2 separate regions of the Homo sapiens genome follow, and region 2 is linked to region 1. Evidence: chromatin loops called from intact Hi-C (ENCODE). Cell type or tissue: K562. All regions are shown on one strand. Links, peaks and the distances in the headings refer to the core of each region. The heading gives the core; the rest is flanking DNA.

Region 1 (15,965 bases), core at 4,374-12,373:
ACAGGCGCCCGCCACCACACCCGGCTAATTTTTTTTTTGTATTTTTAGTAGAGACGGGGGTTCACCGTGTTAGCCAGGATGGTCTCGATCTCCTGACCTCGTGATCCACCCGCCTCGGTCTCCCAAAGTGGGATTACGGCGTGAGCCACCACGCCTGGCCAGGAAATGATTTTTTAAACCTTGGAGTGGAGAAGGCCTTCTGAAATGACACAAAGCCTACACATCATGAAATAAAAGATTTAAACAAAAGACTTCAGAAAAATCGATACAAAAATCATAAGAAAAGTAAGATACTGAAAAAATGTATTTTCAATACTTATCACAAGAGCTAATTTCCTTATATGCACAAAGCTCCTCCAAATCAGTAAAAATTGCATAATTCTATAGACACACAGGCGAAAGACAAATAACAGATCACATTTTCAAATGTTTTGATCTTTATCACTGTGATAAAAAGTATAAAAGTTTAAAAAAAGAATATTTCGTTGTAGTTTATTCCACATTTGTATTATTAAGAGTGAGGTCGAACATCTCTTTATGTTTTTTTTATTTTTTTATTTTTTGAGATAGGGTCTCACACTGTTGCCCAGGCTGGAGTACAGTGGCATAATCACGGCTCACTGCAGCCTTCAGCTCCCCAGGTTCAGTTAATCCTCCCACCTCAACCTCCTGAGTAGCAAAGACTACAGGCTCACACCACCACACCTGGTGAATTTTTGTATTTTTCTGTAGAGACAAGGTTTCACCATGTTGCTCAGGCTGGTCTTGAACTCCTGGACTCAAGGCCATTTAATGGCCTTTAAAAACATAAAGAAGGCTGAGCATGGTGGTGGCTCACGCCTGTAATCCCAACAGTTTGGGAGGCCGAGGCAGGTGGACCACCTGAGGTCAGGAGTTCTACACAAGCCTGGCCAACATGGTGAAAACCCGTCTCTACTAAAAAACTACAAACATTAGCTAGGTGTGGTGGTGGGCGCCTGTAATCCCAGCTTCTTGGGAGGCTGAGGCAGGAGAATTGCTTGAATCCAGGAGGCGGATGTTGCAGTGAGCCGAGATCGCCATTGCACTCCAGTCTGGGTGACAGAACAAAACTCTATCTCAAAAAAAAAAAAAAAAAGAAAAGAAAATACCGTACTATAAAGAGTGTAGGGATAAACTGGCACTTTTATATTTGTTGGTAGGAATAAAAATTAGTAAACACTTGTGGAGATCACTTTGGCATTATCTACCAAAATTTTATACTAGTACTTCTACTTCACATGTTCACAAAGATAATATAGATTATTCATTGCAGCACTGTTTTGCAATAGCAAAAAAGTAGAAACAGCTTGAATCCATATCCATCAATAGGAGACCAACCAAGTAAAATAATGTACACCATTATAATAGAACACTATTCAGGGTTGAGATATAGTCACATGTTGCTTAACAATGAGGATATCTTCTGTGAAATGTGTCATCAGGCAATGTCATCTTTGTGTGAACATCAGAGTGTACTTACACAAACCTGGATGGTATAGCCTACTGCACACCTAGCTGATACAGTATAACCTATGGCTTCTAGGCTGCAAACCTGTACAGCATGTTGCTATACTGAATACTGCAGGCAACTGTAACACAACGGTGAGTATCAGTGTATCTAAACATATCTAAACATTGAAAGGCTACAGTAAAAATGTGGTATTATAATCTTAAGGGAACACCATCACATGTGGTCCATTGTTAACCAAAATCTCCTTCTGGGGTGCATGACAGGATGTGCATTGAAATGGAATGATGTCCAATGTTGTCATGTTACATGGACTCAGTTGAGTGGAGAGCAGTCTATAGAGCATGGTACTGGTTGGGCGGTAGAGGAGAGACTGAGAGCACATCTACATCTGGACAGATGTTGGATATTTCCAAAAGGACACAAAAACCAGTGTTGGTGGTTACTTCTGCAGAGGAAAAATGGGTAGCTAGATGCAGAAGTAGGACTTAACTTGTTCCTTTTGAATTCTGTGCCATGTACATGTATAACCTATTTTTTAAAAGTAATTAAGCTTAAGGCTGGACATGGTGGCTCACGCCTATAATCCTAGCATTTTGGGAGGCCCAAGGTGGGTGGATCACTTAAGTTCAGGAGTTCGAGACCAACCTGGGCAATATGGCCAAACCCCATCTCTACAAAAAAACAAAAACAAAAACAAAAACAAAACTTGAGCTTAAAAACAAAATAAAGAAATACACAAATTACTAGGATGGGGAAGCTTTCCAAAGAGAAAAGAAGGATATGAAACTGAAACGAGAAAGAGAGGGGATATCAGCTTTATCAGTATTATTTTACTTCTTTTATTTTAATAAAATATGAAACAAAAAGAGAAACAGGAATACGGGTGTTACCGCGCCTGGCTGATCTAGACTTTTAAAAAGACTTTTTATTTGTGTGATTCTGATGACTAGTCAAGTTGAGTATCACTGTTCTAAGGCTGGTTTAATATTAGAAAATTCAATCAATGCAATTTACTACATTAACAGGTTAAAGGAGAAAAAAATCATATGATCATCTCAATGGATGCAAAAAAAAGTTGATAAAATTCAGCCGGGCGCAGTGGCTCACACCTGTAATCCTAGCACTTTGGGAGGCTGAGGCGGGCGGATCACACGGTCAGGAAATTGACCTGGCTAACACGGTGAAACCCCGTCTCTACTAAAAATACAAAAAATTAGCCGGGCGTGGTGGCATGCGCCTGTAGTCCCAGATACTTGGGAGGCTGAGGCAGGAGAATCGCTTGAACCCAGGAGGCAGAGGTTGCAGTGAGCTGAGATCGCATCACTGCACTCCAGCCTCGGTGACAGTGACACTTCGTCTCCAAAAAAAAAAGTTGATAAAATTCAACATCCATCTATGATCAAAAGAATAATTGGCAAATTTGAAATAAGAGACAACGTTCTTAATCTGATAAAATGTAATTAACTATAAAAAACCTATACCAAACATCAAATTTAATGGTGAAGGGTAGAAAAAGCTTTCTTTTTAGAATCCAGAAAAGTCAAGAATTAAGATGTTTTGTCTATTTAACAATGTACTGGAAGCCTTCAGTAAAGCAATAAGGATAAATAAAAGGTATAAGACTTGGAAAGAAAGAAACAAAACTCATTACTCACAAATTATATGACTATGTGTATAGAATAAATTTAGCAAGTTTACTGAATTCACAATCAATTTTATTTCTATATATCAGCAACAAAGTGAAATAAATGTTAAAGGCATCAATTTTATTTCTTTTTTTTTTTTTTTTTTGAGACGGTGTCTCACTGTATTGCCCAGGCTGGAGTGCAGTGGCACAATCTGGGCTCATTGCAAGCTCCGCCTCCCAGGTTCACGCCATTCTCCTGCCTCAGCCTCCTGAGTAGCTGGGACTACAGGCGCCCGCCACCATGCCCGACTAACTTTTTGTATTTTTAGTAGAGATGGAGTTTCACCATGTTAGCCAGGACGGTCTCAATCTCCTGACCTCGTGATCCCCCTGCCTTGGCCTCCCGAAGTGCTGGGATTACAGGTGTGAGCCACCGTGCCCAGCCAGTTTTATTTCTATATGTCAGCAACAAACAAAGTGAAATAAATGTTAAAGGCATCATTTACAACAGCATCAAAAATATCAAGTACCTAGGAATGTCTAACAAATAATAAGTATTTAAATCTGTGCAGAATATTGAGAAAATGAAAGATCTAAATAGAAATATATAAATGTTCAATGTTTGGAAGACTCAGTATTGTAAAGATGTCTCTTTTTTTTTCCAAGTTAATCTATATAGTCAATGCAATCCCAATAAAAAATCACCAAGTATTTTTATATTAAAACACAAAGGAGCATTTTGGGAGGCCAAGGCAGGAGGATCACTTGAGCCCAGGAGTTCAAGACCAGCCGGGACAATAGGGTCAAACCCTGTCTCTATTAAAACACACACACACACACACACACACACACAATCAAGAATAGCTCAGACTCTCTACTAGATAGTGATATTCTGTAAGTAACATTCTTACCCTATGGTTCACAAAGGATTCTTGGAAAAATTCAGAGGTCCATGAATTTCAATGGGAAAAAAATTACACCTAACTAAAATTTGGCCCTTCCTCCAATTATGAATGTAAGCAACACATCGCAGTACATAATTTTTTTTTGTTTTTTTTTTCTTTTCTTTTTTTTTTTTTTGAGAGGGAGTCTCACTCTGTCACCCAGGCTGGAGTGCAGTGGCACGATCTCGGCTCACTGCAAGCTCCGCCTCCTGGGTTCACACCATTTTCCTGCCTCAGCCTCCCGAGTAGCTGGGACTACAGGCGCCCACCACCGCGCCCGGCTAATTTTTTGTATTTTTAGTAGAGATGGGGTTTCACCGTGTTAGCCAGGATGGTCTCGACTTCCTGACCTCGTGATCTGCCCACCTTGACCTCCCAAAGTGCTGGGATTACAGGTGTGAGCCACCACGCCTGGCCCACAGTACATAATGTTAATAGTACCTGTGGCGTTGTCACAAGTGGAAACCAGATATTTTTGTTGCAGATATCTTGAAATAATGTCAATGCTTATAATCACTTTGATATTATAGTTGTTATTACACCTGCACCAGATCTTATTTATTGTATAAATAAATAAGCCCACATACTTGCATTTTTATATTTGATAACTATTATGTCAATATAATTGATTTCCTTTGTAATCCTATAAACTCATATCTAGCATATATAAAGAACTCCTACAAATCTTACAAAAATGACAGATAGCCCCTATGGAAAAATATGTCAAAGATTTGAACAGACACTTCCCAAAAGCAGAAACCCTAAAGGCCAGTAAGCATTTAAAAAGGCATTTAACTTTACTAGTAATCAGGGAAGTGCAAATTAAAACCACAAATATATGCCACAATATAGCCACTAGATTGGCAAAAATGTAAAAGGCTGATAATACCAAATGTTGGGAATCATGTGAACCAGTGTTGACTTTCTACTAGCTAGTGGGAGTATAAGTTAGTACAACCACTTTGAAAAATGGTTTGGCAAAAGCCTAAAGTATGCGTGCCTTATTATCTAGCAATTCTACTTCTTCAGCATATACCTGAAGGAACTTGTGCCAGTTGTACTAGGATATACATAAAAGACTACTCACAGCAATGTTATTTGCAATGGGCAAAAACTTGAGATGACAATAAAATGGGTAAACAACTGGGGGTATACTCATATAATGGAATATTATTCAGCAATGAAGAAATAAGCTGCAGTATGAGGCGGGTGGCTCACCTGAAGTCAGGAGTTTGAGGCCAGCCTGACCAACATGGCAAAACCCTGTCTCTACTAAAAAATACAAAAATTAGCCAGGCCTGGTGGCGTGCACCTATGGTCCCAGCTACCTGGGAGGCGGAGGCAGGAGAATCGTTTGAACCCAGGAGGTGGAGGTGTAGTGAGCCGAGATCGCGCCACTGCACTCTAGCCTAGGTGACAGAGTGAGACTGTCTCAAAAAAACAAAAACAAACAAATAAACAAGCAAAAAAGAAATAAGCTGCAATAACATGGATGAATCTTACATAATGATATAAAGTAAAAGAAGCAAGAAATAATATGCACAGCATATTATTTTGTACAAATTCCATTTGAACAGAGTTCAAAAACATGCAAAGCTGAAATATACTGCTTATGGATTCCAAAACTAGGAGGTAAAACCATAGAGAAAAAAAGGATGTGATTACTGAAAACCTCTTGAGCAAGGGGAGGGGGATGTGACTAGACAAGACACAGAGGGAGCTTCAGGGGTCTGACTGTGGTCTAGTTATTGACCCAGATGTCACTTTATAATTATTTGTTATTCAGTACCTTTGTGTTTTATGCAGTTTTCTGCATACAGTTATATTTCACAATTAAAAAGTTAAAGATCTGAAGCAAAATTGAAGACTTGAGCTGGCACAGAACACATGCCTGTAGTGCCAGCTATTCCAGGCACCATAAGCACCATGCGCACAATGAGTGAGCCTCTGAATAGCCACTGCACTCCAGCCTGGGCAACACAGCAAGACCCCATTTCTCAAATAATTAATTAAAGATAATTTTTTTTTAAAAAAGACTTAGGTCCATGTATGTTTTTCTGTATTTTACATTTTCACTATACATATATGTGTGTGTGTGTATACATACACACATATCTATATGTATGTATGTATTTTTGAGACAGGGTCTTGCTCTGTTGCCCAGTCTGGAGGGCAGTGGTGTGAGGATGGCTCACTGCAGCCTCAACCTCTTGGGTTCAAGCGATCCTTTTGCCTCAGCCTCCAGTGTAGCTGGGACCACAGGTGTGTGCCAACATGCCCGGCTAATTTTTTTTTTTAGAGATGGGGTCTCACTTTGTTGCCCAGGCTGGTCTCGAACTCCTGGCTTCAAGAAATCCTCCTGCCTCAACCTCCCAAAGTGCTAAGATTACAGGTGTGAGCCACTGCACCCAGCCTATACATATATATATATATATATATATATATATATATTTTTTTTTTTTTTTTTTTTTTTTTTTTGAGATGGAGTCTCGGTCTGTCGCCCAGGCTGGAGTGCAGTGGCGTGATCTCGGCTTACTGCAAGCTCTGCCTCCCGGGTTCCCGCCATTCTCCTGCCTCAGCCTCCCAAGCAGCTGGGACTACAGGCACCCGCCACCATGCCCAACTAATTTTTTTGTATTTTTAGTAGAGACGGGGTTTCACCCTGTTTGCCGGGATGGTCTCGATCTCCTGACCTCGTGATCCGCCCACCTCGGCCTCCCAAAGTGCTGGGATTGCAGGCGTGAGCCACCGCGCCCGGCCATATATATCTTTTTAACTGACTCTGATTACCAGCCAAGTTTGGAAATAGCTCTAAGGAAATTCTTCCTGATCCGTCCCTGAAAATAACCCACCATCACCAAAAACATTCCTCCTCTCAGCCCTCAATTCAATGTGTGAGAGGCAAACAAGAAATTCCTCCCAGCCTTTGTCTCTCTCCTACTTACCTGCAAGTGGGCAAGGTGACAGGGCCACACACTTATGTACCACACAGAGCACAGCAGTGGTTAAGGAGGCTACGTGCTGGCTCTCAGGGACCTATCGCCACTGCCAGCTGCAGGCCTCTCTGCTTTTTTGCCCCACTTACTAAACCAGGTTTGGCCTAAGGTGGACCACGGCCTGGACATTATGTTTGTCTGGTCAGCTTGGAATGCCCGGGAGGAGGCATTTCCAGCTGTAAAGGGGAGAGATGCTAAGTGACTGAAGAAGCCTGAGGCCAGAGAGATGAAAGACAGAGGAAAGACCTGAGGTCTATACAGACCTAGAAATTGGACCAACCTGAGCTATAAACTTCCTCAGTCAATGGCATCCTTCCAAAGCCTCAGTAGTCAGGGCCAAGGAAGCACACAGTGGCCACCTCTCTCCAGCAATTCCTATTTCCAGATCTGCTGAGAATCTCCACATAGATGTCCAATGAGCATCTCTAATTCACACGGCCAAAATCAAAGCCACACCTCCTGCCTAAACTTCTTCTTCCTCTAGCATTCTCTATCTTAGTGAAAGGGAATGGCACCACCTTCCATCCAAGCCTGAAACCCGAGGCCTCCTGCTCACTGAGGCTCCACATCTAACTCATCAGTGCCCTATGAGCACTACCTCTGAAAGTTAGTGGGATCTGCCCACTCCCTCTGTCCTGCTACCCAGTCCCAACCGCCATCGTCTCTTACTTGGGCTACTTCAACATCCCCTGGTCAAGAAGCCAGGCTCCAGGCTTTCCCTGCTCCTATGGCTTCTTCACACCATACCCAAAGAGATCCAGCTAAAATGCAAAGACAATTACATCTCTCCCTTGCTTAAAATCTTTCAATGGCTCCTTATCATCCCCTGGATAACATCCAAACTTAATATGAGGTATAAATCCCTTTATTTTCTAATTCTTTAGGTCTTATCTCTCACAATTCCACCCCTCACACGCTTTGATCCAGTTCTACTGCAACTCTTATACTTTCTTTCAAAGCACCAAGCCCTCCTACCTCTACACCTTTGTACATGCTATTTCCTCTTCCTATCCCTTCAAACCTCAACTCTCCCTCGGCCAGGCAATTCCTGCTTATGTGTCAAGTTATGGGTTAAATGCCAGTTCTTCTGGGATGTTCCTTGGGTCCTTTATGCTTTTTCAGTACCCTAAAATGCCACAGTACCTTTCACAGGTATTTCCAAAGCCTGTTGAATTATCTGTCTTCCTTTTTTTTTTTTAGAGGCAAGGTCTCAGGCTGGTCTTAAACTCCTGGTATTGAGCAATCTTCCCGCCTCGGCCTCCCAAAGTGCTGAGATCACAGGTGTGAGCACCATGTCCAGCCTGTCTTCTTGATGACAGAGGATCATATCTGTATTCTTCATCCTTACATGCGCAGCATGTGACATACAGCAAACATTCAATACATAACTGAATGCATGAATAGAAGCATGGCTGTGTACTCAGTACTCACAGGCTTTGAAAAAAAGTGAAGACCCAGTTCCTACATTCAAGAGTTTACCGATGAAGACAACCTAGATCACCTTCATCCTTCACCCACAAAAACACCCCTAAGAGCCAGGTAACACTGACCCTGTCTAATGCAAAATCAAGATCATTAACTCGGGACATGATAAATCACTTGCCAGAGGCTACCAGCTGACCTGGCTGTGATTCTCACACGAGGCTTGGGTTCACTCTACCTACTCATTACCCAGCTCAAGCCAACACCTGCTTCTGCCCTACTTGCAAGTCCCAAGCAGAAAGAGTGCAACCAGAACACATATGGAAACAGGAATGAGCTGAGGGATGGTGGTTGGTGGCAGAGAAGAACTCATAGTGAACTAATGGAACTAACGGTGCTGGGCTCAGTGCTGGCATCTCTGTAGGACCCTGCCCTGCCAAAAGGCACAGATAGTGAGATTTCAACCTGCACAACCTGCAGATGGTACTAATTGATACATGTTCCAGCTTAAACTACTTCTGTCTGCTCAGCAGCTGCTCTCAAGAGTATGGGCTGGAAAGAGGTTCATACCCTTCCTCCTTGATCTGATGGTAACTACACAGAGGCAACATCAAACATGCATTTAACTTGGGAAAATTAAACCATGGGTCCTTGCACAATCAATAAAGAGAGGGACAGAAAGATTATCCTCTGACAGCATGAGCAACTCAGAACTGGGTGAGATTCTAGTGCTGAGAGATTTGGACTTTCCACACAGCTGGCTCCTAAACTCAAGTCTCATTTTGGGTGGTGCTCAAAGCAATCTTGCTTAATCTCACTTTGGTGTTCTTTTTATTATTATTATTATTATTTCAGTCTTTTGCATGAATGTAACTTTAAAATTACAATTATTTTATCTTCTATGTATACCCATTCTTATATATGAGTATACATGTAACACATGTATGCAAACATCGTAAAAGAAGTGTATATGCAAAACCACATCCACCTTACACTATGGTAATCTGCAGAGTTTTCAAAGCCACTGTTGTTTACACATGATTTCTGTCTAATGTGCTGTGCTGACTTTAGAACCTGATCCCCAAAAAGGATGCAGCTCTTCCTCATGGGTACCATGGATACCATCCTCCAAGTTCCTCCTCCAGCATCTGCACCAAGCCAGGAACCTTATGGCCTTGTCCAACATCTGACAAAGGCCGAGAACTTGTCAATGACAGGCGGCCTACATACACTCCCTACATTAGGGTCCTCACCAGCCCCCTGGGCAGAGCTAAGAGATGGGGTACCCCAGCCCTGTCAAAAGAGGGAGGCTCCCAGTTCTGCTCCTGGCTCCTGGTTTTCTTTTCTTTTTCCCAGGACAGTTTTAGAATCATACTGGCTAGAAGCGAGGGCTGATAAGGCCAGCTCCCTTCCTCAGCACCCTCCAAGCCTCATCTAGAAAAGTGACAGGTGGGGGAGAGTATACTCCACACTGCTAAGGAAGGACATTTGGGTTCAGTGTGCAGTTTTTCAGACTCTGCCACTCCAGTGAGGGGGCTTTGGGACTTCAAACCACCATGGAAGTGTCCACAGGCTCTCAACACTCCAGACTTAAGCGTCCTTCCACAGCCCTGACCAGCCTCGGTAACCAAATTTCCAAAGAAAACACAAATAACTGTTAGAAAGGTCTTATTCCTTCATAACCTCCTGCATGCGTCAGAGGGCCGGTTTTTCAGATGCACAAACTGAATGAAATCTCCCGTGAAAGCCAGACAAGATCACAGTTCTCTAGGCTTCATTCCTGTCTCCCAAATCAAGATTTCCAGAACTTTCTGGTTACCTTTTAATAATTCATCACTAGGGAGGTTTCTTTTCCTTCAAAACTTCACTCGATCATGTCCCCCTACCCTTCCCTCCAAATGTCTAAACCTCTTCCTCCGTCATCCCTCCCCTTTTCCTCTCCAACTCCAATTTCCCCAGGGTCTTCAACACCTCCTTGAATCCCCCGGCACCCTGCTTCCAGAATAGGTGGAGCATCTCCTCTTCTTACAAAATGTCTTTTCCCGTGGCTTAGAGCCACCTCCTCACGGGCCCCTCATCCCCGCCATCCTTTGCTCACCCACCAGCTCAGGCCCTTTGTGACCCGCTTCGTCAACTTCCTTGCCCTCCTTTTCCCATGACCGAGGGTCCCATCCTGCACGTAACCTGCCCCCAAAGTTTCGGGATCTGTCCCTCCAACTCTCCCGGGTGCTGTCCCCGCCCTCTCCAAAACTCAGGCCTGAGCCTGTTCTTTCCAAGGGTGCCCCCATCTTACCGCGGCACCTCCCGCCCCCCAGACCCGGCTCCGCCGCACTTACCCGACCAGAGCACGAGCTTGCCGTGCGCTTCCTCCTGGGAGTCCGAGTCTCCGGCCAGCAGTGTGGAGGTGGCCCCGTAGGGCAGCACCGAGCCCAGGCACACGTTGTAGCGCAGCGGCTCGCAGGGGGCAGCCCGGCCGCAGTGGCTCAGCGGCGGCGGAGGGCCAGTCACCGCCGCGCTCCTCCTCGCGCTCCCGCCCGCGCTCCGAGGCCCAGGCCCGGTCGCGTTCCCGCTCGAGGCCGCCCCCCGGCCCGGGTCCCCCAGCAGCAGCAGCAGCAGCAGCCCCAGGAGCGGGAGCTCCGGCCCCCGCGCTGGGCGGGCAGCGGCCATGGCCAACCCCGCCAACTCAGCAAAAGCCCCGGCGCCCCCGCCTGCTCCTCGGAGCCCCCCGGCCACACGCACGACCTCGGCGGCCGCGGAGGCGGCTCAGGCGACCTGTGCGCCCAGAGAATCCGGGCCCGGGCCCCCCCGGACGCTCCGCGCGCCCCGGCCCCTCGGCGCCCAACTTCGCAAACTTTGGAACCCGGGGCCCATGTTGGGCTGCGGAGGCCCGGAACGGGATGCACGACTCCCCAAGCCCTAGCCTCGCAATCCAAGTTGTCTTCAGCCCTAGGAGACCCCTGGGCCCCCAATCCCCAGCCCCATTCCCTCTCCCACCATTAAAGCCACCTCCCCGCCCCGCGAGGGAGGCCAGACGCGGGCCGGGGGTGCGAGTGCAGCTCCGGCTCCGCCCCCGCGCCAGCCCGCGGCCCAGCAGCCACCTTCGCCCCAGCGCGCCGCAGCCCCCCGAACTCTCCCCGCCGGCGACCCGGCTCCTTTGTTGCTCTAGCTCGCTGGGCTCTCTGGAATGCACGGGCCTCGCGGAGCCAAGCCCGGCCCCCCTGCGCCGAGGCTGGGGGAGGGACTGGACGAAGGAGCGGAGAGGTGGGGAGGGGAGGCGAGAGAGGAAGAGCGCGAGCGTCAGCGTCCCTGGCGCCTGGAGGGGCCCGGGCTAGGGGGATCTGGTGACCCCGCCTGCCGCCGCCCCGCGCCCGGGGGAAAGAGATGAGTGGAAATCGTGGGCCGGACCTGCAAGGAGAGACTCGGCGGGCACCTTGCTTGGTCTGAGGTCGTCTGCAGGAAGCGGACTTTTCTCCTGGCTCAGGATGGGAAAGACAGGGGATGCCTGAAGTCAACGGGGACTTCTGTTCCATCTCTGCCCCGTTCTCCAGGCCCGCCAGTTTTTCCTGCTTTGGTTAGATTTTCCAACGTATCCCGGGGCCCCATGGAGAAGAACCTGGGTTTGGGGTTTGCGCTTCTCCAAATCCTTCCAGCTCGGGACCTTTGAGAGAGACGACCTCAGAGTCACTCACGGCAGCTGCTCTGGCTGCTGTTACCTGCGGGAACAGGTGTCTGGGAAATAAACTTGCCAACATCAAGCCTTTACTGCTACAAATATGTGAAGTCTGAACTGTGGTTCCCAGGGACTGGCCTTGGTTATGTGAGAAGGAAACCAGTCCTTCTTTGATGGCCCTGCTGCTCATCTGCTCTGGGAGGTTTCTGCTGCTCCTCTTCCCCACTCTGCTCATTTTGCCTTTCCTCACTCCTTTGAGCATCACACTTTTGGTCACCACACTTAATTTCCCACTTCAGCAGTTTACACCTGCACAACCAAGTATAACCCAGCATAACCACAAGGCTCCAAACAGGAGAGTAGACTTGCACTGAGCAACTTTTTCCTTGTTGCTGATCGGGCTGCACACCAGGGTGGGTTTTCCTTTCTTACCCCTGGAAGACTTGCTCATGGCCTAGCGGTAGTGGACTAGTTCTGTTACTTTGGACAGTTTAAGTGCATATTAGTTATTGCACTTCAACTATATCAATTGGAGAGAGAGAGAGAATTTAATTCAATTTAGCAAGTCTTTCTGAAATTCCAGCATGTACATAGCACAGAGACATCCTGGAGGAACCTGTAGACTTCCATTTTCCTGTGGATACATGGCTTGCTCTCAGGAAACATAGCATGACAGAACAGCAACGTTCCCTCCTTCAGGTCAGGGACCTTATCTCATTCTCTTAGTGTTCACAAAACATCTAGTTCACTTGAGCATACATAGTAATCACTTGATAAATAAGCTGCCAAAATGAGATGTACCGTGAGTATGCTATAGGAATAGGGGACAGAGGTCAGTGTGGATAGAAGTGGAGGAGGTGGGTTTTGAATCCAGGACTAAAGTGTGAGTAGGAGGAGTTAGAATAAGGACATAGATAAGTAGGGAAACTGATTGGTAAGAAGCCTCAAATAACACACAGAATTAAGGGTCAATTCTCTTGATAGTAAGGAAATCTCAAAGTTTTGACTAGGGGAATGATATTAATCTTTACTGGTTAATATTAGGTGATATGGTTTGGATCTGCATCCCCACCCAATCTCATGTTGAATTGTAATCCTCAGTGTTGGAGGTGAGGCCTGGTGGGAGGTAACTGGATCACGGAGGCAGTTTCTCATGAATGGTTTAGCACCATCCTCCTCGTGCTGCTCTCACGATAATGAGTGAGTTCTCACGAGGATTGTTTAAAGGGTTTGGCACCTCCCCGCTTCTTCCTCCTGCTCCTGCCATGTAAGATGTCTCGCTCCCCCTTTGCCTTCCACCATGATTAGAAGTTTCCTGAGGCTTCTCCAGGAGCAGAAGCTGCTATGATTCCTGTATAGCCTGCTGAACTGTGACCCAATTAAACTTCTTTTCTTTATAAATTACCCAGTCTGAGGTATTTTTTTTTTTTTTCAGACGGAGTCACGCTCTGTCGCCCAGGCTGGAGCACAGTGGTGTGATCTCAGAGCACAGCAGTGTGATCTCGGCTCACCTCAACCTCCACCTCCCAGGTTCAAATGATTATCCTGCCTCAGCCTCCTGAGTAGCTGGGATTACAGGCACATGCCACCACGCCAGGCTAATTTTTGTATTTTTAGTAGAGACGAGGTTTCACCATGTTGCCCCGGCTGGTCTCAAATTCCTGACCTCAAGTGATCCACCCACCTCAGCCTTCCAAAGTGCTGTGATTACAGGTGTGAGCCACTGCACCTGACCAGTCTCAGGTATTTCTTTATAGCAATGCGAGAACAGACTAATACATAAGGCAACATGAGGATGGCATGAAGTGCAAGAGGCTGGAGACAAGGGACCATTTTAAGGAAAGTCTCTGGTGACTTATGGAAGAAGTGAAACTAGACTATGTCATCAGGGCATAATATTCCTACTGGAAAAATAATTTGAAATGTTATGACCTACTTCAGTTATTTCTTTCTGTGACATAATAAAATGGCTGTTATAACATGTCTAAGTCCAAGCTGTAGAGAAAGCTGCCTTGGAGCCTGATAGCACACCCGATGCTTTGCTTTGTGAACTATCTGCACTTATTTTCTATTTGATTGTGTGTGTGTGTTGTTTTGTTTGTTTTTGCTTTTCTCTTTACCTTCCTGAGTGAGCAAGAGTAAAATATCTGGTTGTGGCAGTCTCGAAGCCCTGTGGGATTTTCCTAATATTTCATGTATTAGGGAAGAACTTACACATGTGCTCAGGCAGGCCCTTATTTCTCTACTCCAAATGTCAGTAGGTAATTCTTCAAGGATATAGGCTCTCCCATTTCTTGTGTGAGGTTTCTCAGGAAGTATGAGGAAGATTCGCATTGTGGGAATATAATACCTTCACATTGGAGATAGCAGAGGTAAATTGAGGCTATCCTAAGACACTATCTTCCAGCCAGAATGCTCTTCCCTTCTTGAGGGGAGAATATACCATAAGTTCTCAATTCTGTGTGTGTGTGTGTTTGTGTGTGTGTGTGTGTACACTCATGCACACATGTGCTCCTATTCATCAGACTTCAGTATTCCCTTGTGGGAATCCTGCTGGCCTAGCAAAGGGTAGCAGGAAGGCAGACTGAGAAAATGCTGCTAGTACTGTCCACAGCTATCAGGCCACGTTCCCATTAGTGACAGCTGCAGCGATGTGCTATCTCCTAGATATAGAAGGAAGTAGAAAGAGATTCAGGAATCCTGTCATTTGAGAGAAGGAAACTGTTCAGTGGGGACTGGGGAGAGGGAATTTCCCAGTCGTTCGTGAATGGTATTCAGGTTCCTGGAGAAAGTTCATGCATCCCCTCCTGTAGACATACAAGACTGCCAGTGTCTGTTAGACTACGCAGAGTGACTTGGCACACTCAGGTCTCCAGCCTGGTGGCAGGCTGCAAAGTGCTTCTCTCCCAAGCAAGCCTGAGCCACACCCCACCCAGTTCCTCAAGAGTCTTAGCCTCAACTGCATGTCCTAACACAATCCTTTTCTCAGGGATGAGAGGCTGTCCTGTGTTGACAATGCATTTCAGTACTTGATTTGTTACAAGTAGCTTCTTGATTTCTGAGTCATTCTCATAAAGTATTTTGGCATTTTGAGGTCACAAATTCAATGTTGACTGTCATTTGCCTGTGGGCCCTCCAGTCAAAGAGGGTTGATGTGAACGTATCCATGGGTATCACTGAGACCATGGCTGCCTCCTGTGGTTCAGTTGTTACACTGGCAAAATTCGGAACATAACTGTTGCAGTGCTCCAATTTTTTTTTTTTTTAGATGGAGTCTTGCTCTGTTGCCCAGGCTGGAGTGCAGTGGTGCGATCTCAACTCACTGCAAACTCCGCCTCCTGGGTTCAATCGATTCTCCTACCTCAGCCTCCGGAATAGCTGGGATTACAGACTTCTGCCACCATGCCCAGCTAATCTTTGTATTTTCAGTAGAGATGGGGTTTCACCATGTTGGCCAGGCTGCTCTCCAACTCCCGACCTCAGGTGATCTGCCCACCTCGGCCTCCCAAAGTGCTGGGATTACAGGTGTGAACCACCACACCCGGCTGTGCTCCAGTTCTTTCTTTTCCCAGTGCTTCCTATTTTGCAATTAAGAGCATTGAGTCAAAGGGAAAGGGCAAAATGGTAAAGGGGCCCAATAAGCAACCTCTTCAGAGAGACAGCACGATAGATTCAGAATTAAGAGCCCTGAGTTGGGCCTTACTAGCCATGCACCTTTGAGCAACTTATTCTGAGCCTCAATTTCTTCCCTCCCAAAAATGAGAAAATTATCCGTTGTGTTTCTATATACCAGTGATGAATAACCTGAAAGGGA
Region 2 (13,865 bases), core at 1,311-9,310, 81 kb after region 1:
AGCACTTTGGGAGGCCAAGGCGAGTGAATCACCTGAGGTCGGGAGTTCAAGACCAACCTGACCAACATGGAGAAACCCTCTTTCTACTAAAAATACAAAATTAGCCAGGCGTGGTGGCTAATTAATTCCAGTAATCCCAGCTACTTGGGAGGCTGAGGCAGGAGAATCTCTTGAACCCTGGAGGCACAGATTGCAGTGAGCTGAGATTGTGCCATTGCACTCCAGCCTGGGTCAACAAGAGTGAAATTCTGTCTCAGGAAAAAAAAAAAAAAAAAAAAAAGAGAAGGGTCAGACCCAGCCCTGGGACATCCTCAAATGTTGAGATGCTCTGGATTTTGATGGCCTGTACTGGCATTAACACACAACCATAGGCAAACTATGAAACAATTTGCACTGGTGTATAAAATATGGTGGCCAAGCTGAAGTAATAACATGAATAAACAAATAATATAAGGCAATATCTCTTAAGCTTGGAATTCTAAAAGCAATGGAGAGTCCCAAGGGAAAACAATACCACTCTTAACTATCTTATTCCTACTCCCACAGCCTGGGGCTGAGTCTTGGTGCTGGAGAGAAAGGAAAGAGCTGGCTTTCTTCCAGTCCCTCATTCATCTTGCCTGGCTCTGCCTGGTCCACACTTAAACTTGTTTGTTAGAAATATGGTCACTTTAGTCATCTTCTACCCAGTCATCAACTCACCCTTTCTGCTCCCTGATATGGATTTGGTAAAAGCCATGGCAAGTGCTCAGGAGAGGGAATCACCAGAAACCTTTGTTAGTCCAGAGTTTAGAGATTAAGGGTAAGCCTCATAGGGGTTGGGAGTCTTATGGGGACTACATAAGAGATTACTAACGAAGGAGGAAAGAGGCATATGAGGGCTGATGCTGAGGGAATCTGCTAACAGCAATCCAAGGTCATCCCTGCAGGTAGGTCTGTGGCTGAGTAGATTCCTGTAGAATAGATTCAGGTAGACTATGTTCAGCAACACTGGAGCAGTCAAGCAGGCTTTGTTCCTAACTTCACTTCTCTTATCAAGGAGCTTTATCATCATCTCTATGCTTCTAAAACCTCACTGCTGTTTCCCAGCTTATTACCCCAGAAACAGACTTGGGCCAGCATGGATGACAGAAAATGTTATTTGCTCAGCTCTCTGATTCCTATACTTGCCAGCAGCAATCACGACCGCCAGCACCAAAAGGACAGAGGGAGTCTGGGTCAGCCCTGCTTTATGCAAAACAAGGTATGGAAATCCAGATATTTTTCCCAAAATGATACATTTGGGAGGAGCATATGTATTTATTTGCTTATTTCATTTAAATTTTTCTTTCCAAAAACATCTCTGAAGGGTTTCTTTAGCTTTTACATGGTTCTATTTTTTTAAGTTATCTTTGGTATAAAATTATATCATCACTTTACCAAAAAATTTGGGAAAGAATTGAAAAAAGAAAATAATCACGCATGACTTCATTGTCAATACATCTGTCACTTGCTAGCATTTGGAATATTTCTTTCCTATCTTTTCTCCTATACACATTTTTTCTTATAAACATTAAAGATTCACTTTGTTTTAAAAAAAATTTTAAGTAGTTCATGCACATAATAAAAAGTATAAAAAGTGACAGTCCCTCTCCTCCACCCTTATCCCCAGTGACCACTTTAAGTCTTGTACATCTTTCCAGAAAATAACTTTTCTTTTCTTTCTTTCTTTCTTTTTTTTTTTTCTGAGATGAGGCCTCGCTCTATTGCCAGCCTGGAATGAAGTGGTGTGATCTCAGCTCACTGCAGCCTCCACCTCCTGGGTTCAAACTATTCTCCTGCCTCAGCCGCCCTAGTAGCTAGGATCACAGGCATCTGCCACCACGCCTAGCTAATTTTTGTATTTTTAGTAGAGATAGGGTTTTGCCATGTTGGCCAGGCTGGTCCTGAACTCCTAACCTCAGGTGATCTGCCTGCCTCAGCCTCCCAAAGTGTTGGGATTACAGGCGTGAGCCACCGTGCCCGGCCAAATAGCTTTGCATATAAGGTGTCTTGCTGGGGATGGGGGTTGGCATGTACTGTGAGGGGCAAGGGGCAGGCAGCAGATCTGCTTCTGCTAGGAATGTGGACACATGAACCACATGAGCAACCCTTCCATGGTGTCAGAATTGCAAGATGTAAACTTGGAGCTACCAGGGATGGTGTTTCTGGCCATGTTACTAGAATAAGTGACGGGAGAGCTGGAGACAGCACCCTGGTGCTATTAGAGATTATGAATCTAGCTCTTTTCTGAAGTCTATGTCCTTGGCCTTCCATGAATTAGTGTTGTTCAAACTTCCTCAGAATTTATGAGCAATAGTTTTTTTTCTGTTAAAATTTGTTTGGCCAGGTGCAGGGTCTCACATCTGTAATCCTAGCACTTTGGGAGGCCGAGACCGGCAGATCACTCAAACCCAGGAGTTCAAGACCAGCCTGGGCAACATGGCGAGACCCTGTCTCTACAAAAAAATACAAAAAATTAGCCAGGACTGGTGGTGTGTGTCTGTAGTCCCACCTACTGGGGAGGCTGAGGTGGGAGGATCACCTGAGCCTGGGAGGTCAAGGCAGCAACGAGCCATGATCCTACCACTGTACTCCGGGCTGGGTGACAGGGCAAGACCCTGTCTCAAAAAAAGCAATTTTTTTGGTTTGAATTAGATATATATCATGTTCTAACAAATTAGCACATTCAGCATAAGCATTTTCTTTCTCTGTACAATCTTCATAACCACAATTTTTAAGGATAAAGAAGAGCAACAAACAACAAAGTATTAGATGAACTGGATGTCATCAAACTAAAAACTTGTGTGCTTCAAAGGACACTGTCAAGAAAGTGAAATAACCCACAGGATGACAGAAATGTGCAAATCATATATCTGATAAGGGACTTATATCTGGAATATATTAAGTATTTTAACAACTAAGTAATAAAAAGACAAACAGGCTAATTTAAAAATGGGGAAAGGATTTGAATAGACATTTCTCCAAAGAAGATGTCCAATGAGCACATGAAAAGATGCTCAACATCATTAGCCACCAGGAAATGCAAATCAAAGCCAAAATGAACTAGTACTTCACTGCCACCAGGATGGCTATATTAAAAAGGCAAGTAACAAGTGTTGGTGAGAATGTAGAGAAACTGGAACCTTCATATACTGCTGGTGGGAATGTAAAATTGTGCAGCTGCTTTGGTAAACAGTCTAGTATTTCCTCAAAAGCTTAATCATAGAGTTACCATACAACCCAGCAGTTCCACTCCTGTGTATATCTCCAAGAGAAGTGAAAACGTATCCATATAAACACTTGCACATGAATGTCCATAGCATCATTATTCGTAATAGTCAAAAAAGGGTGGAAACAACTCAAATGTTCATCAACTGATGAATAGATAAGATATGGTATGTATATATCATGAAATACTATTCAGCAATAAAAAGAAAGGAATAGCTGGGTGTGGTGGCTGACACTCGTAATCCCAGCACTTTTTGAGGTTGAGGTGGGAGGATCCCTTGAAGCCAGGTGTTCTAGACCTGCCTGGGCAACAAAGCAAGACCCTGTCTTTACAAAAAATAAAAATTAGCCTGGCATAGTGATGTGTGCCTGTAGTCCCAGCTACTCGGGAGGCTGAAGCAGGAAGATCACTTGAGCCCAGGAGTTTGAGGCTATGGTGAGCTATGATCACATTGTGCTCCAGCCTGGGCCACAAAGCAAGACCCTCATCCCCTCCAAAAATAAATAAAATAGGCTGGGCATGGTGACTCACGCCTATAATCCCAGCACTTTGGGAGGCTGAGGCGGGCAGATCACCTGAGGTCAGGAGTTCGAGACCAGCCTGGCCAACATGGTGAAACCCCGTTTCTACTAAAATACAAACATTAGCCTGGTATGGTGGTGCACACCTGCAATCCCAGCTACTTGGGAGCCTGAGGCAGGAGAATTGCTTGAACCTGGGAGGTGGAAGTTGCAGTGAGCCGAGATCACACCACTGCACTCCAGCCTGGATGACAGAGCTCTGTCTCAAAATAAATAAATAAATAAACATAAATAAATAAAATAAAATAAAAATAAATAAACAAAGGAATTACCAAAACATGCTACAAGTTGGATGAGCCTTGAATACATCACGCTAAGTGAAAGAAGCCAGTCACAAAGAAGCACATAGTGTGTGATTCCATTTGTATAAAATGAAATGTAGAATAGGCAAATCCACATAAAAACAGAAAGTAGATTTTCCTAGGGGTGGGAGCTTGGGGTAGGATGGGGAATAATTACTAAATGGTGTGATGAAAATGTTCTAGAATTATGGTAATTGTGAAATTCCATGTATTTATTAAAGCCATTGCCTTTATACTTTAAATGGGTTAATTGTATGGTATATGAATTATATCTCAACAAAACTGTTATAAAAAAGAATAGTATATTGGGTGGATGTACCACTGAGATTAGTTACGTAGATGTCAGGTACAAGCTTTTCCTCTGTTGTTCATACTGCTTTGTGTTTCATATCATTTAACAGATATTTACTGAGTATCTGGGGTACAGGAGATATAAAAAAGCATGAGAACATCTCATGGCCCAGCCAGGGAGGCAACACCCATGCACAGAAGGTAGCTAACTGGGCAAAGCACACATAGCAAATGCTAGTGGGTTCAGAGGCATGCTTGCCATCATGGGCTGTGCACCCAAAAGGAGGCTTCCCTGATGAGTGAAGAATATTAAAGAATAAATAAGCAGGGCATAGTGGCTTACACCTGTAATCCCAGCACTTCAGGAGGCTGAGGTGAGAGGATTGCTTGAACCCAGGAGTTCAAGACCAGCCTAGGCAACTTGGTGAGACCATGTCTCTACCAAAACAATAAAAAAAAAAATTAGCCAGGCATGGTGGTGCACACCTGTGCCCCCAGCTACTCAGGAGGCTGAGATGGGAGGATCATTTGAGCCTGGGAAACAGAGGCTGTAGCGAGCTGTGATGGTGCTACTGCAGTCCAGCCTGGGTGGCAGAGGGAGACCCTGTCTCAAAGACAATTAAAAAAAAAATTTTTTTTTAAGTTGTAAAACAGAACACAATTATATAAAATCTGAAAATTGTTCTAAGGGCATAGAGCAAATGGAGAAATATTATTGAAGTTCTTACTAAATCTTAGTAATAACAATCTGTCTATGGCATTTAAGGCATGACCTATTCTTTTGCTCCTCCTCCCCCCTCCCTGTTATGGAAACTCTACCTGAGAGCTCTATTCTTGGTAAGAAGGTTTTTACCCAGGTAGGGGCAGGCCACCAGGGTTTCTAATCCCCTCCCTAGTCCTCTGCTGTAGAAGCTGTATTCCAGGCAGGATCTGGTCCCTCCCCTCACCCAACCCCAACTGTAGGAGAGAAATTCTGTTCCAGGCATGGCAGGCTGAGAATACTGGGAGCAGATCACTTCACCTTTCTCCTCCCAGCCAGTTTGTAGAGTGGAGGAGGTTCTACACCAGGAGGGGCAAGCAGAGAGGATCAGTGGCTTTTCCTGCCTCCTCCACTGCCCACTCACAGAGCCAGGTGTCACTACAGGCAACATGGGGCCCCACCCCCAGCTCTGATGCAGTGTCCTGGGGTTCTCCCAGGAAGAAAAGCAGCCCATAATGACAAAGAGCTTTAGAGCTTTACTTGAGGACACAGGCTGTATTGGAACAGAGCCTGGAGAACACTGCCTAAGGGTGTTGTGGAAAACAACAGAGACCTTGAAAGAGAGCAGTTAAGAGGAGGCTGGTAGCTCCATGACACAGCAAAATGGCAGAGCAGCTAGAAATTTCATATAGAGAGCCAGGGAAAGAGAAATCAAAGTACCCTGCAAGCACATTCAGCTCTAGGGCTCAGGAAAGGGTGTGCACATGTTTCTGGTTGCATGGGGCAGACTTGAAAATATTCTCTAAGCCACACACAGGCCCCTTAACAAAGGGCAGAAGCCTCATTGGCACAAAGGCCTTAAACAGAACCTGTGGATAAACACTGACTGAACAATAAACTACTCTGACCAGGGCAACTCCTAGGAAGCCAGGCTTGGAACTAAAATCATGCTCTTCCCTAGTAGTCGAGAACATTCTGGGCACACCCAAGACTGCACCCTATCATGAGCCATCAGAGAGGGAACCTCCATGCTTCTAGGCCCTGGCTAACAATGGGGCAAAAAGAGGTAAAGGGAGATAGGATGACAATGTCTCATCAAATAGAGAATATCAAGTACTATGAACACAGTGAAAAATTCACTACAGGGACTTAACGATAGATTTGTTCTGTCAAAAATAAGAAGCAGGCCAGGTGCATTGGCTTATGCCTGTAATCCCAGTATTTTGGGAAGCCAAGGCAGGAGGATCACTTAAGTTCAAGACCAGCCTGGGTAACATAGTGAGATGACCCCATTTTTACAAAAAATAAAAAAAATTAGCTTGGCATGGTGGTGCATACCTGTAGTCCCAGCTACTTGGGAGGTTGAAGTGGGAAGATCATTTGAGTCCAGGAGGTCAAGGCTGCAGTGAGCTGTGACTGCACCACTGCACTCCAGCCTGGGCAACAGAGTGAGACCCTGTCTCAGTAAATAAATAAATAAATAAATAAATAATCAGAATCAGTGAATTTAAAGCGGATCAATAGAGGTTATACAATCATAAGAGGAAAACAATGGGCCGGGTGCGGTGGCTCACACCTGTAATCCCAGCACTTTGGGAGGCCAAGGCAGGCGGATCATGAGGTCAGGAGATCGAGACCATCCTGGCTAACACTGTGAAATCCCATCTCTACTAAAAATACAAAAACAAAATTAGCCAGGCATGGTGGTGGGTGCCTGTAATCCCAGCTACTTGGGAGGCTGAGGCAGGAGAATGGCATGAACCCGGAAGGCGGAGGTTGCAGTGAGCTGAGATCGCGCCACTGCACTCCAGCCTGGGCAGCAGAGTGAGACTCCATCTCAAAAAAAAAAAAAAAAAAAAAAAAAAGAGGAAAACAGTGGATAAAAATGAACAGAACATCAAAGAAGAGTGAGACACCATTAGATGCACCAACATACACATAATAGTAGTACCAGAAGGAGAGGAGAGAGAAAGAGATGGAAAAAAATATTCAAAGAAATAATTGAATACATTGACACACGGAGGGGAACACCACACATTGGGGCCTGTCAGCAGGGGACGGGGGAGGGAGACCATCAGGAAAAATAGCTAATGCATGTGGAGCTTAATACCTAGGTGACGGGTTGATAGGTGCAGCAAACCACCATGGCACACGTTTACCTATGTAACAAACCTGCACAGCCTGCACATGTACCCTGGAACTTAAAATAAAAAATTAAAAAAAGAAATAATGGCTGAAAACTTCCCAAAGTTGATGGAAAATAGTAATCTTCACATCCAAGACTTGGCCTACTTTCTCCTTGTTGCTGATAGTAAAATGCAAAAGGGAAGAAACAGAGGAAGGAACTGTTAAGCGAAAAGTAATCAGAACTTCATGGAATGCTCTGTTTATTCACTTTGCAAAAGATGAGAAAGTGTGCTCTGGATAAAGCATCAAGGCTGTGGCTCAGCAACCATTTGCTAAGGAGATCAGGCCTGTGACTCATGGATCCAACCATCTCAGCAGAAGGTAGGCATGTAACTCTCCAGGAAGAATCTGTGACAAACCCTCGTGTCTAGTGGCGTGGATTCCCTTGACATCACAGAAGGCAGGGTTTCTGAGAATTTTATACCAACACAAACACAGCCAGTCTGGACTGAATGAGACAGAGATGGAATAAAATGGAGGAAGAATGACTCTGAAGGCGGAGCCATAGATGCAGAGGCCAGAAAGTGTAAAGCCAGGGCTATCATAGAGGCCCAGAAGACACAGCATGGAGCCACAGAGGATTACTCTCAGGCTTTGAAACCTAATGGAATTGGCCCTGTTAGATTGCAAAGTTGCTTTAGACCAATAACCCCCTCTTTTCCTTCTATTTATTTCCCTTTTGGAATGGAACTATATTCATCCTATGCCTGTTCCGCCATTGCATTTAGAAAAGAGATCACTTGTTTTCTAGGTTTAACAGGTCTATGAACAGAGAGGAATTTTGTTGAAAGATGGATCATTCCCAGAGTCTCGCCCATACCTTTTTAGATAATTTAGATGAGGAGATTTGGGACTTCTCGAGTTGATATTTAAATGAGATTTGGGATTTAGAGTTGACACTGGAAGGGTTAAGACTTTTGGGGGTCTTGGGGTAGGGTGAACGTATTGTTCACATGGGGTGTGTGTGAATTTTGGGTACCAGTGAGTAGACTGTACTAGGTTGAACAGTGTCACCTCAAAATTCGTGTCCATGCGGAACCTCAGAATGTAGCCCGGTTTGGAAACAGTGTCTTTGAAGATATAATTAGTTAAGTTAGGATGAGGTCCTGAGATCAGGATGGGTCCTGACTCCAATATGACAGGTGTCCTAGAAGAAAGGACACACAGAGACAGACACAGGGAGGATGCCACGTGACGAAGGCAGAGATTGGAGTCCTGCATCTACAAGCCAACAAATGCCCAGGGATGCCAGCAGCTATGAGAAGCATGAGAGAGGGGTAGGATGGTTTACCCTTTGGGGCCTCCAGAAGAACCAACCCTGATGACATCTTGATTTTGAACTTCTGTCCTCTTGAACTGTGACATGTAAAAAAGTTCTGTTGTTTTAAGGCACCCAGTTTGTGGTCATCTGCTACAGTGGCCCTAGGAAATAAGTACAAATGTCAAGTCCATTCAACAAGGGAAGAACTGTCTTTTCAAAAATGATGCTGAGACAACTGGGTATCTGCATGTAAAAGAAGGGAGTTGGACCCATACCTTACATCACACACAAAAATTCACTTAACATGGTTTACAATACCTAAGTGTAAGAATTAAAATCAGCCGGGTGTCATGGCTCATGCCTGTAATCCCAACACTTTGGGAGGCCAAGATGGGCAGATCACCTGAGGTTGGGAGTTCGAGACCAGCCTGACCAACATGAAGAAACACCGTCTCTACTAAAAATACAAAATTAGCCAGGCGTGGTGGTGTGTGCCTGTAATCCCAGCTACTTGGGAGGCTGAGGCAGGAGAATTGCTTGAACCTGGGAGACGGAGGTTGTGGTGAGCTGAGATCGTGCCATTGCACTCCAGCCTGGGCAACAAGAGTAAAACTCCATCTCAAAAAAAAAAAAAAAAAAAAAGAACTAAAATTATAAAACTTTCATAAGAAAACCATAACCATATAGGTAAACCTTCGTGACCTTGGATTAGGCAATGGTTTCTTAAACATGACACCAGAAGCAAAAGCAAATAAAGAAAAAACAGATAAACTGGAATTTATCAAAATTAAAACTGTATTTTTTATTTAAAAAATTTTGTAGTCTGGGCACAGTGGCTCATGCCTGTAATCCCAGCACTTTGGGAGGCTGAGGTGGGTGGATCATGAGGTCAAGAGTTCAAGACCAGCCTGGCCAAGATGGTGAAACCCCGTCTCTACTAAAAATACAAAATTTACCTGGGTGTGGTGGCAGGCCCCTGTAATCCCAGCTACTCTGGAGGCTGAGGCAGAAGAATCGCTTGAACCTGGGCTGCAGAGGTTGCAGTGAGCCGAGATCTCGCCACTGCACTCCAGCCTGGGCGATAGAGTGAGACTCCGTTTCAAAAAAAAAAAAAAAATTATGCTGTAAGGGACACCGTTAAGAAAGTGAAAGGACAAGCCACAGAATCGGAGAAAACATTTCCAAATCACTTATCTGATAAATGACTTATATCAAGAAAATACAAAAAGTAACTCTTAGGTCGGGCATGGTGGCTCATTCCTGTAATCCTAGGACTTTGGGAGGCCACGGTAGCCAGGTCACCTGAGGTCAGGAGCTCAAGACCAACCTGGGCAACATGGTGAAACTCCAGCTCTCCAAAAAAAGAAAAAGATAAAGAAAAAAAATACAAAAAATTAGCTGGGCATGGTGGTGCACATTTGCGGTCCCAGCTACTCAGGAGGCTGAGGTGGGAGGATCTCTTGAACCTGAGATGTGGAGGCTGCAGTGAGCCGAGATGGTGCCACTGTACTCTAACCTGGGTGACAGAGTGAGACTCTGTCTCAAAAACAAAAACCAAAAAACAGAAAAACAAAAAACAAAGACAGATTAAAAAAAAAGTAACCCCTACAACTCAACAATAAGAAGACAAATAACCCAATTTAAAAATGGGCAAAAGATCTAAATAGACATTTATCCAAATAAGAGATAAAAATGGCCAAAAAGCAAACGAAAAGATGCTCATCATTAGTCACCAATAATCATCGAGGGGTGAATTTTATGGTTTTCGAGTTAGAGTTCACATAAAAAGCAGCTGTGTAAAATAACATGTATGGAATTATATTTTTAGGACGATGACATGTAAAAATGTAATATACTTGACAATAACAGCACAAAGGAGGCAGGTGGGAGCAAAGCTATATGGGAGTGAGGAAATAACAGCAGATAGGAACTGAAATCCATAGGAAGAAATCAAGAGGAACAGGAAGGGTAAATAAGATTAATATAACTAACTCTATAAATATGTACTTGGTCTTCTTCTCTCAGGTTCTTTCAAAGTAATAATTATAGCCAGGTACAGTGGCTTATGCCTGTAATCCCAGGACTTTGGGAGGTCAAGATGGGCCAGGAGTTCGAGACCAGCCTGGGCAAAATAGTGAGACCTTGTCTCAATTAAAAAAAAATTAAATAAAAATTAAAAAGTAATAATTATAACACCATACTGTTGGATTTATGATACAAAGAAGCAATATGTGTAACAATAATATCACAAAAAGAGGGAGAAAGGAACACCACTATTTAAGAGTAAAGTTTATATATCTCACTGAACTATTTAAAATATAAATGCCTACGTCTGCTGAATCAGAATTTCAGGGAAATGGCCAGACCTTTCTTAGCCCTTACAGTGCCTTTGTGTGAGTTCAAAAAAGCTTCCTTTTCTCCAGTCAAAGGTAGTTCCATGCTAGGGCCAAAGGCTTAGCAAGGAGAGCGTGAGCTGGAACAACCCCCTCACCCTAGTGCAGTGAATAACCTACACAGCTGTCTGAGGGAGGTGGCCCCAGGCATGACCCACATATTTATTTTAAAATGGCTCCTCTAATAATTCTAATGGACAACCAGTGTTGAGAACTACTGGGTTAGGGAAGCATTCAAAAAGAATCTAGTCTAAAGTATCAGAAAACTGATTAAATATGAGAGATAATTGTTAGAGAGGATTTAGAGGGAAGATTTTCAGGTTTTTTAATCCCAGGGACTGAGAAATTGGTAACAGAAATAGAGGAGATGGAAGGAAAAACCTGATTTGGAGGGAATGAATTCACTTTTAATTATTTTGATTTTGGGCCAGGCATGGTGGCTCATGCCTGTAATCCCAGCACTTTGGGAGGCCAAGGTGGGTGGATCACTTGAGGCCAGGAGTTCGAGACCAGCCAGCCCAACATGGCGAAACCCCGTCTCTACTAAAAATACAAAAATTATCCGGGTGTGGCGGTGGTGCACGTCTGTAATCCCAGCTACTCAGGAGGCTAAGGCACAAGAATTGCTTGAACCTGGGAGGTGGAGGTTGCAGTGAGCCAAGATTGGGCCATTGCACTCCAGCCTGGGCGACAAAGCAAGACTGTCTCAAAACAAAAACAAAGGCCGGGCATGGTGGCTCACGCTTGCAATCCCAGCACTTTGGGAGGCCGAGGCAGGCGGATCACGAGGTCAGGAGATCGAGACCATCCTGGCTAACACGGTGAAACCCCATCTCTACTAAAAATACAAAAAAATTAGCAGGGCGTGGTGGCGGGCGCCTGTAGTCCCAGCTACTCGGGAGGCGGAGGCAGGAGAATGGTGTGAACCCAGGAAGCGGAGCTTGCAGTGAGCCGAGATCGTGCCACTGCACTCCAGCCTGGGCGACAGAGCAAGACTCCATCTCAAAAAAAAAAAAACAACAACAAAACAAAAAACCAAAAAAAAAATTATGTTGAATTTGAGGCCATGGCAAGATATTACATTGCAGTTGGAATGCCACACTGAGAACTGAAAGATAGATGGTTCTGAACTCAAAAACTTTGTATTTAGGAAGCACCACATAGCACAGTGATAATGAAAATAGATACCCCATATAAAGAGCCTACTCAGTGCTTTACCCAGTGCTGGACAGTGTGTATAAATACGAGCAGCAGTTGGCATGAGGCTGATGGAAGATGGTCACTCATAAGCAATTATTTACCCTAAAAACACATGTGTTTGGCCAGTGACCTGGACTGGACTGGATGAAGGCCAGGGTCAGAAAGTGAAGTGTGACTGGGAGGATGGAGGTGGCCTGTAAGTGATGCCAGCAGGTGGCTGAGGAGGATGCCACCACTTGAGGTTCCAGGGCACCACCCTGAGATCTTGAAACAGGTGAGGCTCAGTATTATTGTGACAAATGGGTGATAAAAATGACAATGGCTTCCCAAGTTCCACGGCCAGCTGCCATGGGGTCTCATGTGGGACAAACCCCTTTCCGCCCCTCATCCCCACTACAGTGTGTCTGGCATTGACATTCACCAAAACCAGAAGCCTGAGTGTGTTTGTGTCTGGGTTCATTGGACTGGCCCTGGTTGATGAACTGGCTCAAGATTCAAAACTTTTGTGGTTTGGCCCATGGATACTTTCCTGCAGAAAAAAAAAAAAAAGGCCAGAGCTTTGCACAGTGGCAGTATTGTAGCCGATGAGGTTTATCCAAGGCATGATTATTGCTAATTGAAATTCAAAAAAAGCTGGGGGGAGAAAAAGGCCAGCATGAAGAAAAAGAGGAAGGTACAGAATGATTGGAATTGGCAGGTTATTGGAGGAGGGGCACACAGCAAGTCCCACCCCATAGCATAAAGGACACTTAACTGTATGGGCATACACACAGCTATAGTTGTCCCCATGGGCCTCAGTGCTGTGGACAGGCCCAGCCAGTCTCAGGGCTTGGCCAGACTGGTGAGCAGGTGTAGACAGGTAGCCAGCCTACATTTGTGCCATACCACAAGTCTACCATTTCTGTAAGGCCACCTCCTAGGGCATCTGAGCTGGTTGATAGCATCATTATGCTCAAGCCACCCTGGAAGTTTGCGCATAGGTCAAATCCAGAGCCAGGAAACCGAATGCCATGAAAGAGAGGCTCACTCTCTCCTTCCTTAGCTGAAATGGCAGATGATTGATGCCTGCTGGGGTCTGTTGTATTCCAAATGGTCCCATGAGGAATACAGCAGAATGGATTCTGTTTAGGGTCTCTCTGACTACATGAGGGGCACAAACCATTTCAGAGTTTCTCAATAGGTCAGGAAAACAGAAATTATTCTATGATTTTCCTTGCCCGCAAAGTATGAGGCCAGGAAGGTCAAAAAATGATGCCAACGAAGCAGGCTAGCATGAGACAGCAGAGGCTTTGGTGCAGTGTTGGGGAAGAGGAAGAAGACTGTGGACTTGGCCTGCACTGGGGGAGGATGGGAATGGCGCTGCAGGCTCAGAACTTTGGCTCCTCTGACTGTAAAAGCTGGAATTCACCTCTAGAAGGAGAAAGTTTCTTTGCAACACCAAGTTAGCCAAGCGGAACGAATGCAGAGCCCCTGCAAGCTCTTCCTTCTCGCCTGACTGGGAATCTCAGAGCTTGTGAGTTAGTTACTGAATAACTGGTAGCAGCAGCTGACGTGACCCAAAGGCCTTTCATAGAATCAGCAGTTTAAAGAACTGCAGCCAGACAGTGAGTCCAAGGTCAAAAGTTGGGAGAAACCAGATCCTGGGCTTCATTGCAGAGCTACAGGGCAGGGAGAAACCAGTCCAACACATGTAATGCAGGAGC

The links. Hi-C counts contacts between places; a loop is a spot of excess contacts. Peaks named below come from ENCODE experiments on the same cell type or tissue, not always from the same donor. Only the 100,000 strongest peaks of a DNase experiment are listed, where the experiment ranks them.
Region 2: a loop joins it to region 1, with 2.4 times the contacts of the local background. A loop is called at or near these places in 1 of 110 quality-filtered maps.

What each region holds. Positions count from the first base shown.
Region 1 is chr7:129,184,335-129,200,299 of GRCh38, reverse strand. SMO (smoothened, frizzled class receptor) reads right to left here and starts at 11,667. Exons shown (of 12, transcript NM_005631.5): 1 at 10,818-11,667. The coding sequence starts at 11,148. RefSeq lists silencers at 10,971-11,230, 11,461-11,730 and an enhancer at 12,360-12,449. In K562, for the core only: no CTCF peak of the experiment used is centred there; no DNase peak of the experiment used is centred there; H3K4me3 peaks cover 831 bases; H3K27me3 peaks cover 4,762 bases.
Region 2 is chr7:129,102,553-129,116,417 of GRCh38, reverse strand. LOC124901863 (U4 spliceosomal RNA) reads left to right here and starts at 12,718; the gene lies at 12,718-12,863. It also overlaps the pseudogene LOC112267982. RefSeq lists a silencer at 5,447-5,496 and an enhancer at 5,225-5,888. In K562, for the core only: no CTCF peak of the experiment used is centred there; DNase peaks (open chromatin) are centred at 5,557 and 7,843.